Regions from separate parts of the Homo sapiens genome. Here region 1 is linked to region 2. A link is an interaction called in ENCODE POLR2A ChIA-PET data of the cell type or tissue named here. Cell type or tissue: HepG2. All regions are shown on one strand. Each heading gives the region's core, and the rest is flanking DNA. Links, peaks and the distances in the headings are about the cores only.

Region 1 (5,363 bases), core at 223-5,222, 88 kb before region 2:
CCATTTGCCAGTGGCAGTGCTAAGCCCTAAAATCCTCAGCTCTTAAAATCCACAACGACCTCAGGAGCTGAGACCTGCGGCTCAGGAGTGCTCGTGGGGATGCAGGCTGCACTTCACCATGGTCAGGGTGGAGGTGCCACTGTGTGCCCTGCCCCGTGGTCAGGGTGGGGGTACCGCTGTGTGCCCTGCCCTCCTCTAGGCCTTGGCTGTGGCCTCTGCCCCAGGAGAGGACAGCAGGCACCCCACCAAATGTGGGCATAAAAGCCTTTCCCAGGGTGGGTGCGCATTGTAGCAAATGCCACTGGGGGAGGGTCTGGGGAGAGGGTCTCTTTGTGGCCCCTTTCCATGGGTGTCCAGGAGGCCTTTCTGAGAGGTGACAGGTGAGGGGCCTAGGCCGGGAGTCAGCTGGTGCAGAGGGCAGCAGGTGGGAGGAGCTGGGGGTGTTCGGGACAAGGAAGCCAGTGTGGCTGGGGGTGGGGGTGGAGGGGCAGGGCAGGGCCCGAGGGAGATGCCGAGTTCCACTCTGCCATGCAGCAGGAGGTCTTGGAGGCGGTGGTTCGGCAGGGGGTGACGTCTGACTCTGCTCCGATATCGCTCTCTGCGTTTGGTCCTAAGAGCATGTGGGCCCCGGTGAGAACGCTGGTGGCTTGGACGGTAAGGGCGCTGCATGGGGTCTGAGACTCCGGGGTGTAGCTGGTGGGGGGCTGTGTGGAGTCTCTGCTCCGCAGCATCGCCTTGAGTGGAGGAGTAAGGGTGAGGGAGACACCCAAGGGTGGCCCTGTAACGGTCACCATGGCAACCTGGGGAGCAGCCTGGGGGCACAAGAGTTGTGAGTGAGACCTGACAGCCACAGACCCTGTGGGAGGCCGCCTGGATGCGCACGGCCGGTGGTGGCAGCAGGTACCTGAACTCACTCATGCTCCAGGGTTCCAGCCGCTAGAAGGTGCAGAGGTCACTGCTTGTCTTGCTGGCTGGGGGCAGGAGAGGCAGGAGGGGCAGGTGGGGGTTGGGGTCCTGAGATCTGGAGGGTGTTGAGCTGCCTCCCGTGGATGGCTGCCTCCGGGACAGATGTCACTGGAGCATCTGAAAGGCATGGCTCCGGCTGCTTTGAGACCTGATGTAGCATGTTTTACCTTCCAAGTCTCTTCCACATATGTATTAGTATAGATGCATTAGCAAATTGATAGGAAGAAGAGATCGTCATTCATTCGGTCCTTCATCGGGTGTTAGCCTGTAACTGCATCTGCTGCTTGTAACTTCAGCCAGCATTGCCTGCTAATGACTTAGGCACAGAGAGGCTCAAGGAGATGATGCGCATGTCCTGGGAGCAACCCCCCTGGAGCCCCGTCCTTCTCGCGTGAACGGGAGCATGTGGTTGGTCGTTACTCGGGTGGCGGCAGTGCTGGCCGGGTGGATGAGGAACTCCCGTATTCAGTTGTGTGGGGAATGTTGAGAACCAGCACAGCTACTCCCACAGGTATGGGTGGTCATTGTGGATGCAAATCATTCTTTTGAGCATGGTCCTCAGAGGGAAGGCCGTGCGATCAGCCGGGGCAGCTGCAGCTTCCCTTTCATCTGAGCCAGTGAAGCGCAGGATAAAAAGATGCATAAGCCGCAGCCGGCCCCGTTCACGGGGAACATCGGGCTGAAGCAGGGACCTGAGCTGCCTGTCCTGGCTGTCCTGGTATTAAGATCTCAAGTAATGGCTGTGTGTGACCTTTGCCGCATCCAGCTGTTTCAGAAGTTTACGAGGGCCAGGTGTGGTGGCTCACGCCTAATCCCAGCACTTTGGGAGGCCAAGGCGGGCGGATCACGAGGTCAACAGTTAGAGACCAGCCTGGCCATCATGGTGAAACCCTGCCTCTACTAAGAATACAAAAGTAAGCCAGGGCGTGGTGGCGCGTGCCTGTAATCCCAGCTCCTCGGGAGGCTGAGGCAGAATTGCCTGAACCTGGGAGACAGAGGTTGCAGTGAGCCAAGATCACGCCACCGCACTCCAGCCTGGGCGACAGAGCAAGACTCCGTCTCGGAAAAAAAAAAAAAAATTTTGTTATGCCTATAATTGTAAATGTTCACACACACACACACACACACACACACACACACACACACACACATATATATATTTTTTTAACTTTTTGGCTCCTTTTTTTTTTTTTTTTTGAGACGAAGTCTCACTCTGTTGCCCAGGCTGGATAGTGGCGCGATCTCGACTCACTGCAGCCTTTGCCTCCCGGGATCAAGCGATTCTCCTGCTTTAGCCTCCTGAGGAGCTGGTATTATAGGTGCATGCCACCACGCCTGGCTAATTTTTGTATTTTTAGTAGAGTCGGAGTTTCACCATGTTGGCCAGGCTGGTCTCGAACTCCTGACCTCAAGTCATCCGCCCACCTCGGCCTCTCAAAGTGCTGGGATGACAGGCGTGAGCCACCGCCCGGCCCAATCTCAATATTCTTGAGGAATCAACGCTAGTATTTTCTATATTCATTTTGTAGGTAAATTCTATTTATTCCTTAGTGTTGACTCTAGGGCCATGGAAGGAAAGGAATGAGGTACCACTCACTGAATTGGGAGGCGATTACAATTCTGTTATTCTGATGCTATTTGGGACCTTCTTTTTCCCTTTACAGGGTCAACGGACTGCGTGTGTTACTCCACCGTGGGCACCAGCGACGCAGAAACCTCGGCGCTGCATATCGTTGTTGGTGAGCCCCTCCTCTGCGCATGCGCACGGTGGCAGCCGGGCCTCCTGCGCCCCCAGGCCTGTCCCACTCTGGTCCCCGTCGCGTGTTCCAGCCGTTGCCGTCCTGTCCTGGCCGTGGGTCACGCTGTGTCCCCTGCTCTGCTCGCTGCGCTGTGATCCCACTCAGCACGCAGCTCCGAGGCCACGTTGTCAGGACGGGCTTCCTGGGGGCACGCCCAGTGTGGGCCGAGTTCTTTCCCACGGAATCCACCACATGCGCGATGCCCGTACTCAGCTCACCTGACTCTTGCTCAGTTCCTCCTCCAGAGGCTGCTGCCCCGAGGCTCGGAAACCACCCGCGTCCCGCCATACTGCCTGTGGCAGTGGGCACGGGCAGCTGTGCCTGGGCTGCCAGCTGTGGAACGCATGCCTCTGTGAGGCCTCGAGGCTTCAGTCCAGGATGCAGAGCCCCGGTCAGGAAGAGCAGAAGGGGCTGCCCATGGCACTCAGCACGGTGGGCTCTGGCAGGACAGATCTTTTGTGCCTTCGCCTGTTCCTCACCCCAGTAGACAGGGTTACCGTGCCTCACCTGAAGTCACAGAAACTGTATATTTTAAAATAGCCACTTAGGATTTTTTTTTTTTTTTGAGATGGAGTTTCCCAGTTGTCCCCAGGCTGGAGTGCAGTGGCGCTATCTTGGCTCACCGCAACTTCCACCTCCCAAGTTCAAGCGATTCTCCTGCGTCAGCCTCTAGAGTAGCTGGGATTACAGGCTCGCGCCACCACGTCCAGTTCATTTTGTACTTTTAGTAGGGATGGGGTTTCACCGTATTGGTCAGGCTGGTCTCGAACTCCTGACCTCAGGTGATCCACCCGCCTCGGCCTTCCAAAGTGTTGGGATTACAGGCGTAAGCCACAGCACCTGGTCAGGATATTTTTTTCTTTGAGACAGGGTCCCACTCTGTCACCCAGGCTGGAGTGCAGTGGCATGATCTTGACTCACTGTAGCCTCGACCTCCAGAACTCAAGCGATCCTCCCACCTCAGTCTTCTAAGTAGCTGAGATTGCAGAAGTGCACCACTACACCTGGCTAATTTTTGTGTTTTTTGTAGAGACAGGTTCTCCCTGTGTCTCAAACTCCTGGGCTCAAGTGATCCTCTCACCTTGCCCTCCCAAAGTGCTGGGATTATAGGCGTGAGCCACTGTGCCCGGCCTACTTCTGATTTTGCATTTTATTTTATTCTATTTTACTTTATTTTATTTTGAGACAGAGTTTCGCTCTTGTTGCCCAGGCTAGAGTACAGTGGCGCGATCTTGGCTCACTGCAACCTCCGCCTCCCGGGTTCAAGCGATTCTCCTGCCTCAGCCTCCCAAGTAGCTGGGATTACAGGCACCTGCCACCACGCCCAGCTCATTTTGTATTTTTAGTAGAGACGGGGTTTCACCATGTTGACCAGGCTGGTCTCGAACTCCTGACCTCAGGTGATCCACCCACCTCAGCCTCCCAAAGTGCTGGGGTTACTTACAGGCGCGGGCCACCGCACCTGGCCTATTTTATTTTTTTTGAAACAGAGTCTCACTCTGTGTGTGGCCCAGGCTGGAGTACAGTGGTATGATCTCGGCTCACTGCAACCTCCGCCTCCCGGGTTCAAGCGATTCTCCTGCCTGAGCCTCGCCACTAGCTGGGATTTCAGGCACACGCCACCATGCCTGGCTAATTTTTATATGTTTAGTAGAGACAAGGTTTCACCATTCTGGCCAGCCTGGTCTCAAATTCCTGACCTCAGGTGATCTGCCCGCCTCGGCCTCCCCACGTGCTGGGATTACAGGCGTGAACCACTGCACTCGGCTTGATTTTGTATTTTAAAATGCCATGTACTTTTTCTTCATTCTAAAACCACCGTCCTTTCAGTTAAAGATATTTCATGAGCCTCACGGATACACTCTTGTTCAGTCCCCACAGGATAGCTCCCCGAGCCTGTTTTAGAAATTTGAGTGGAGTTCAGTCATTTGAATAAAAAATATGGCATCCAACACCCCAAGAGAGAGAATCCTTGCACTGAATGCGTTCTGTTTGTTTCACACTTTTTAAAAGTAACTCCCACGTTTGCAAAGTGCTATTGAAGGGGATGGAGTGGATGGGGCGGGGCTGGAGGGGGGCTGCCTTCCCTCACGGCCGTTCTCTCCCACAGGGGACTCGCTGGCCATGGATGTGTCCTCAGTCCACCACAACAGCACACTCCTTCGCTACTCCGTGTCCCTGCTGGGCTACGGCTTCTACGGGGACATCATCAAGGACAGTGAGAAGAAACGGTGGTTGGGTCTTGCCAGATACGACTTTTCAGGTAACTCAGAATAATGCAGACTCGCTCCCCGCTGGTCGTGCCCCGACTGCCTTCACAGATGTTACCTGACTGAATCCACTGAGCACCGTCAGAGGTGGGCCCCCACCTGCTCACAGACGGGAAGCTAAGGGCCTCATGAAATGTGCCGGGGCCAGAACGTGGCAGGGTCTGGACTGGAACCTGGATTGCTCTAAACCAGATCCTGCCCCCTGGACCCAAGCATAAGCCACAGAGTAGACACCATGACGGACGCAGTTCACTCCAGAACCCCAGGTGCTGGAACCCCAAGACGCCAGGCCACCAGCCTCTCACATCTGGTAGGCAGGTGACAGAGG
Region 2 (5,363 bases), core at 204-5,203:
AACCTACACGCACAGGGGAACGTACATACAGGGGAACGTACACACAGGGGAACGTACACACAGGGGAACCTACACACACAGGGGAACCTACACACAGGGGAACCTGCACGCACAGGGGAACCTACACAAGGGGGAACCTACACGCTTGGGGGAACCTACACACGGGGGAACCGACACGCACAGGGGAACCTACACATGGGGGAACCAACACGCACAGCAGAACCTACACACGGGGGAACCCACAAGCACAGGGGAACCTACACAGGGGGGAACTTACACATGGGGGAACCCACACGCACAGGGGAACCTACACACGGGGGAACCTACACGCACAGGGGAACCTACACACGGGGGAACCTACACGCACAGGGGAACCTACACACGGGGGAACTTACACATGGGGGAACCCACACGCACAGGGGAACCTACACACGGGGGAACCTACACGCACAGGGGAACCTACACAAGGGGGAACCTACACGCACAGGGGAACCTACACACGGGGGAACCTACACGCACAGGGGAACCTACGCACAGGGGAACCTACGCACAGGGGAACCTACGCACGGGGGAACCTACACGCACAGGGGAACCTACACACGGGGGAACCTACACGCACGGGGAACCTACACACGGGGGAACCTACACGCACAGGGGAACCTACACGCACAGGGGAACCTACACACAGGGGAACCTACACACACAGGGGAACCTGCACACACAGGGGAACCCGCACACACGGGGGAACCTACACAAGGGGGAACCTACACACGGGGAAACCGACACGCACAGCGGAACCTACACATGGGGGAACCCACAAGCACAGGAGAGCCTACACACACAGGGGAACCTACACACAGGGGAACCTGCACACACAGGGGAAGCCGCACACACAGGGGAACCTACACACGGGGGAACCTACACGCACAGGGGAACCTACACACGGGGGAACCCACACGCACAGGGGAACCTACACACGGGGGAACCTACATGCACAAGGGAACCTACACACGGGGGAACCTACACACGGGGAAACCGACACGCACAGCGGAACCTACACATGGGGGAACCCACAAGCACAGGAGAGCCTACACACACAGGGGAACCTACACACAGGGGAACCTGCACACACAGGGGAAGCCGCACACACAGGGGAACCTACACACGGGGGAACCTACACGCACAGGGGAACCTACACACGGGGGAACCCACACGCACAGGGGAACCTACACACGGGGGAACCTACATGCACAAGGGAACCTACACACGGGGGAACCTACATGCACAGGGGAACCTACACACGGGGGAAACCAGACGCACAGGGGAACCTACATGCACAGGGGAACCTACACGCACAGGGGAACCTACATGCACAGGGGAAGCTACAAGCACAGGAGAACCTATAAAGCACAGGGGAACCTACACACGGGGGAACCTTCACACGGGGGAACCTACACGCACAGGGGAACCTACACGCACAGGCACATGTCCTATGTTTACTACCTGCGGCACGTATCTGCAAATAATCATGAAATGTGCACTACCCATAAAGTATAAATTCTGGACAGCCAACTGACTCCCACAGAATGCTTTCATGAATTTGTGCTCAAATCCTGTCTCCACGGTTGGCCCCTGGCAGCCACCACCAATGAGCACCACACGGATGCTGGCTGGTGTTTTTGTTTCCGTTTACAAACCACAACAAAGGTGGAAGGGAGACATGCAGGGGAACGCCACCTGTGAGTCTACAACACGGGAAATGTCCTTGCTGAATAAGGTAGCTGCTTTCCAATGGCAGAATATTTTCACAAGGCTTTTACGCCATTCGTAATGAACGGCTACAGACCTCACACAATTTTTAGCTTCATCTGCACGTTAACACTTTCCTCATCAGTTTGGTAAGTCTAGACAACCAACACAAGGAGAAGTGAGGCCCCGAGTGGCAGCAGCGCCCCGCCCTTGGTGCACACACTCCCGCCATGCCAGCGGCCATCATTGCACAGCGTTTCTGCCACGCGCGGCAGGCCCAGGGAACCTCGGCAGCACACGCAATAGTAAAATGCTATCATATGATTCAGAAATGATGGGGTTCGAGTATTCAATGCCTTTGCTTTCAACATAATTGATCTAACTGCAAGTTAATGTATTTTCATTTTTATTAACGGCCAACTCACAGAATTCCTGAAAATCCATCAATCAGCTCCTGGGAACCCGCGTGAGCCGCCTCCAGATCCCTCCTCACACTGCTGCAGCCGCGGCCATGACGGCCATGAGGGCACAGGGCTCCGTGAACAGCAGCAGCCTCCCCTCACCCACCTCCCTCCCAGCAGGCTTGAGACAGATGCGTGAAATAGAAGGTGAGGTCTAAATGCAAAAGAGTTCCTGAGAGGCCCCAAGGGGTCAAAGACAGCCTGGGAAGCAGGAAGCAGCAAGCCGGGCAGCCCGCCTCCAGGGCAGGAGGGGGTGTGTATGGCAGCACTGAAGCCTCGGGGTGGGGTGGGCCCATCTCTGACTCAGGAACAGCAGCCTGACCTCTAGCCCCATCCTGGCACCCTGCCCTCTGCACCATGGAGGCCCCTTCCTGGCCTCCAGGATGCTGCCCAAGCGATGCCCTCTGTCCGAGACGGCCTTCCCAGCCATCGGGTAGCCGCCACCCAGCCCAAGTTACTCTCTACTTCAATCACATCACCCTGCCTGGAGGACCCAAAACCACCACATACCACAGCGACAGCAGCTCGGGGACACAGGGAACACTCGCCTGTGCGGGGCTAGGGGTTGCATCCTGGCCCTCTGTGCCTCCAGCACCGAATGGGGCTGACCCACATCTGCTCCAGTCGCCCTAAGTACCACCGGGGCTGGAGAGCCTCGAGGAGTGGACATGTGTCCCACTATCCACCAGATCATCTCAAGCACAGGCATGCAGTGGGTCGCGGCAGCCGGAAGCCAGGCCCAGGCTGGCCACAGCTGTGTGACCTCGGACAGGGGCCCCTGCTCAGGGCTGTTAGAGGACAACATGAGAGTGCTGGAAGGACTCAGCAACCTGCCCAGCCAGCAGTGGTAACGACAGCAAAAACACAGCCCTACTCTCCAAAAAAGTGTTCCACAAACGCTGCTCTCACGCCCCATACATCACCACTGCATAACCACAGGCGCTGGGGAGGCAGCGCTGTCTTGTGGGTGTGGGGAGCCAGGGTAAAAAGTTCTGAGACCATCCCAAGACGCTGCTAGTCACTACGAGCTCCCGAGCAGGGACCCAAGCCCAAAGTCCACGGGTGGGGCAGGAAGGGCCTGTGGGTGAGCAGGGGCTGTGGGCAGCCACAGGAGAGAACCATGGCACACAGAACACAAACAGCACTTCAGCCTGGGGGCCCCGGGAAGCAGGAGACCGCGTCAGGGAAGGCGCAGCAGCCTTCGGCCACCCACTGGCCAGCACGGCTTGTCCTTGCCCCAGCTGTAGACAAACCAGGCCCACACCCTCTGCTCCCATCCGTGATCCAGCCCTAAAGGGTTGAGAGTAAGGTTCCTTGCACCAGGCTGCCCAGGTCAAGCCAGTCCTAACCCTCGGTTTCCAGGTCTTTAGGTAGAGGTAGCAGGGGCACCTGAGCACGCGTGTGAGCTCAGGAGCCCATCTCCAGGGAACCTGGGCCACAGTCCAGGCTTACACCAGCTTGGGCCTTGAGAGGAAGCCTCAGGTGAATGAGGGCTGGCAGCGCCTGCTACAGGCTATTCTCAGGACCAAGCACTGTGCCCTCACTTCCCCCAGGCCTCCCGCGCACCTGAGCCTGCTCAACACCACCAACTCCTGACACCAAGGAGAGAAGGCCTTCCTCCAACAGGCCAAGGACATCATCCAAATCTAGGTCCACAGCACAGCATCCATGGTCAGGAAACCACAGTAACAGTAACAATAACAACAGTACCATCGGCCAGCCTCAGTGGCTCACACCTGAAATCCCAGTACTCTGGGAGTCCAATGCAGGAGAATCACTTGAGCCCAGGAGTTCAAGACCAGCCCAGACAACACGGCAAGACCCCGCCTCTACGAAAAATAAAAGATAAGTTAGCCAGGCGGGATGGTGTGCACCTGTAGTCCCAGCTTCTCAGAAGACTGAGGCAGGAGAGTCGCTTGAGACCAGGAGTTCAAGGCTGCAGTGAGCTATGATCGAACCACTGCACTCCAGCCTGGGCAACAGATCAAGACCCTGTCTCTTCTTTTTTTTTTTTTTTTTTTTTTGAGATGGAGTCTCGCTGTGTCTCCCAGGCTGGAATGCAGTGGTGTAATCTCGGCTCACTGCAAGCTCCGCTTCCCGGGTTCACACCATTCTCCTGCCTCAGCCTCCCGTGTAGCTGGGACTATAGGTGCCCCCCACCATGCCCGGCTAATTTTTTTTTTTTTGTATTTTTAGTAAAGATGGAATTTCACCATGTTAGCCAGGATGGTCTCGATCTCCTGACCTCGTGATCCACCCACCTCGGCCTCCCAAACTGCTAGGATTACAGGCATGAGCCACCACACCCAGCCGAGACCCTGTCTCTAAAAATAAATTAATAAAAATAATGTCACCAACAGTTCCATCCACACCTCAGAAGGGCAGCCTCTGCCCAATAAGCCTTTCTCGGAGTGTACAAAGCAGGATGAAAGGACGAGAGTGACAAGCTCCCACCAGTGTTCATCTCCCCTACCCCAATCACAATGTTGAAAGGAAGAAGCATCTGCTAAACCACCTGACAAATGGGTAAACTGAGGTTCGGGAAGGCAGGGTGAGAAAGAAGTGGCACAACAGGAACACGAACTGACTCCACTGGACTCCATGGCCTGAGCTTGCTTAAACCCCACGACAGCCCCAGAAGCAGCTTAGCACCCGTCACCCCACCCTCCCCAGCATATGCCTCTATTAATCCATCCATCACACCATATGGCAGCTCATAGGCCCCTCTGCCTAGAAGCCTGAATGGGGACCCTGGCAGAGTGACCGCATAGATGTTTATTTTTTATTTAATATTTTTTTTTTTTGAGATGGAGTTTCGCTCCTGTTACCCAGGCTGGACTGCAATGGCGTGATCCTGGCTCACTGCAACCTCTGTCTCCCGGGTTCAAATGATTCCCCTGCCTCAGCCTTCCGAGTAGCTGGGATTACAGGCACCTGCCACCATGCCCGGCTAATTCTTTGTATTTTTAGTAGAGATGGGGTTTCACCATGTTGGCCAGGCTGGTCTCGAACTGCTGACCTCACTTGATCCCCCAGCCTCTGCCACCCAAAGTGCTGGGATTACAGGCATGAGCCACCACTCCCGGCCTGCAAAGATGTTTATTTAAAGAAAACAAAGCTGGCAAGAAAACCTAAGTGTAGGCACAGGTAGGC

The links. Peaks named below come from ENCODE experiments on the same cell type or tissue, not always from the same donor. Only the 100,000 strongest peaks of a DNase experiment are listed, where the experiment ranks them.
Region 1: POLR2A ChIA-PET joins it to region 2 with 7 read pairs; 4 of 35 experiments call an interaction of 5 or more read pairs at or near these places.

The regions. Positions count from the first base shown.
Region 1 is chr22:46,698,978-46,704,340 of GRCh38, reverse strand. CERK (ceramide kinase) reads left to right here. Exons shown (of 13, transcript NM_022766.6): 7 at 2,631-2,705; 8 at 4,876-5,028. Among named protein-coding and RNA genes, the nearest start is that of CERK, 37 kb to the left of the region's middle. In HepG2, for the core only: no CTCF peak of the experiment used is centred there; no DNase peak of the experiment used is centred there.
Region 2 is chr22:46,610,868-46,616,230 of GRCh38, reverse strand. It overlaps a transcript of GRAMD4 not described here. Among named protein-coding and RNA genes, the nearest start is that of GRAMD4, 6.8 kb to the left of the region's middle. RefSeq lists an enhancer at 2,739-2,878. In HepG2, for the core only: a CTCF peak has its summit at 3,720; a DNase peak (open chromatin) is centred at 3,000; H3K4me3 peaks cover 719 bases.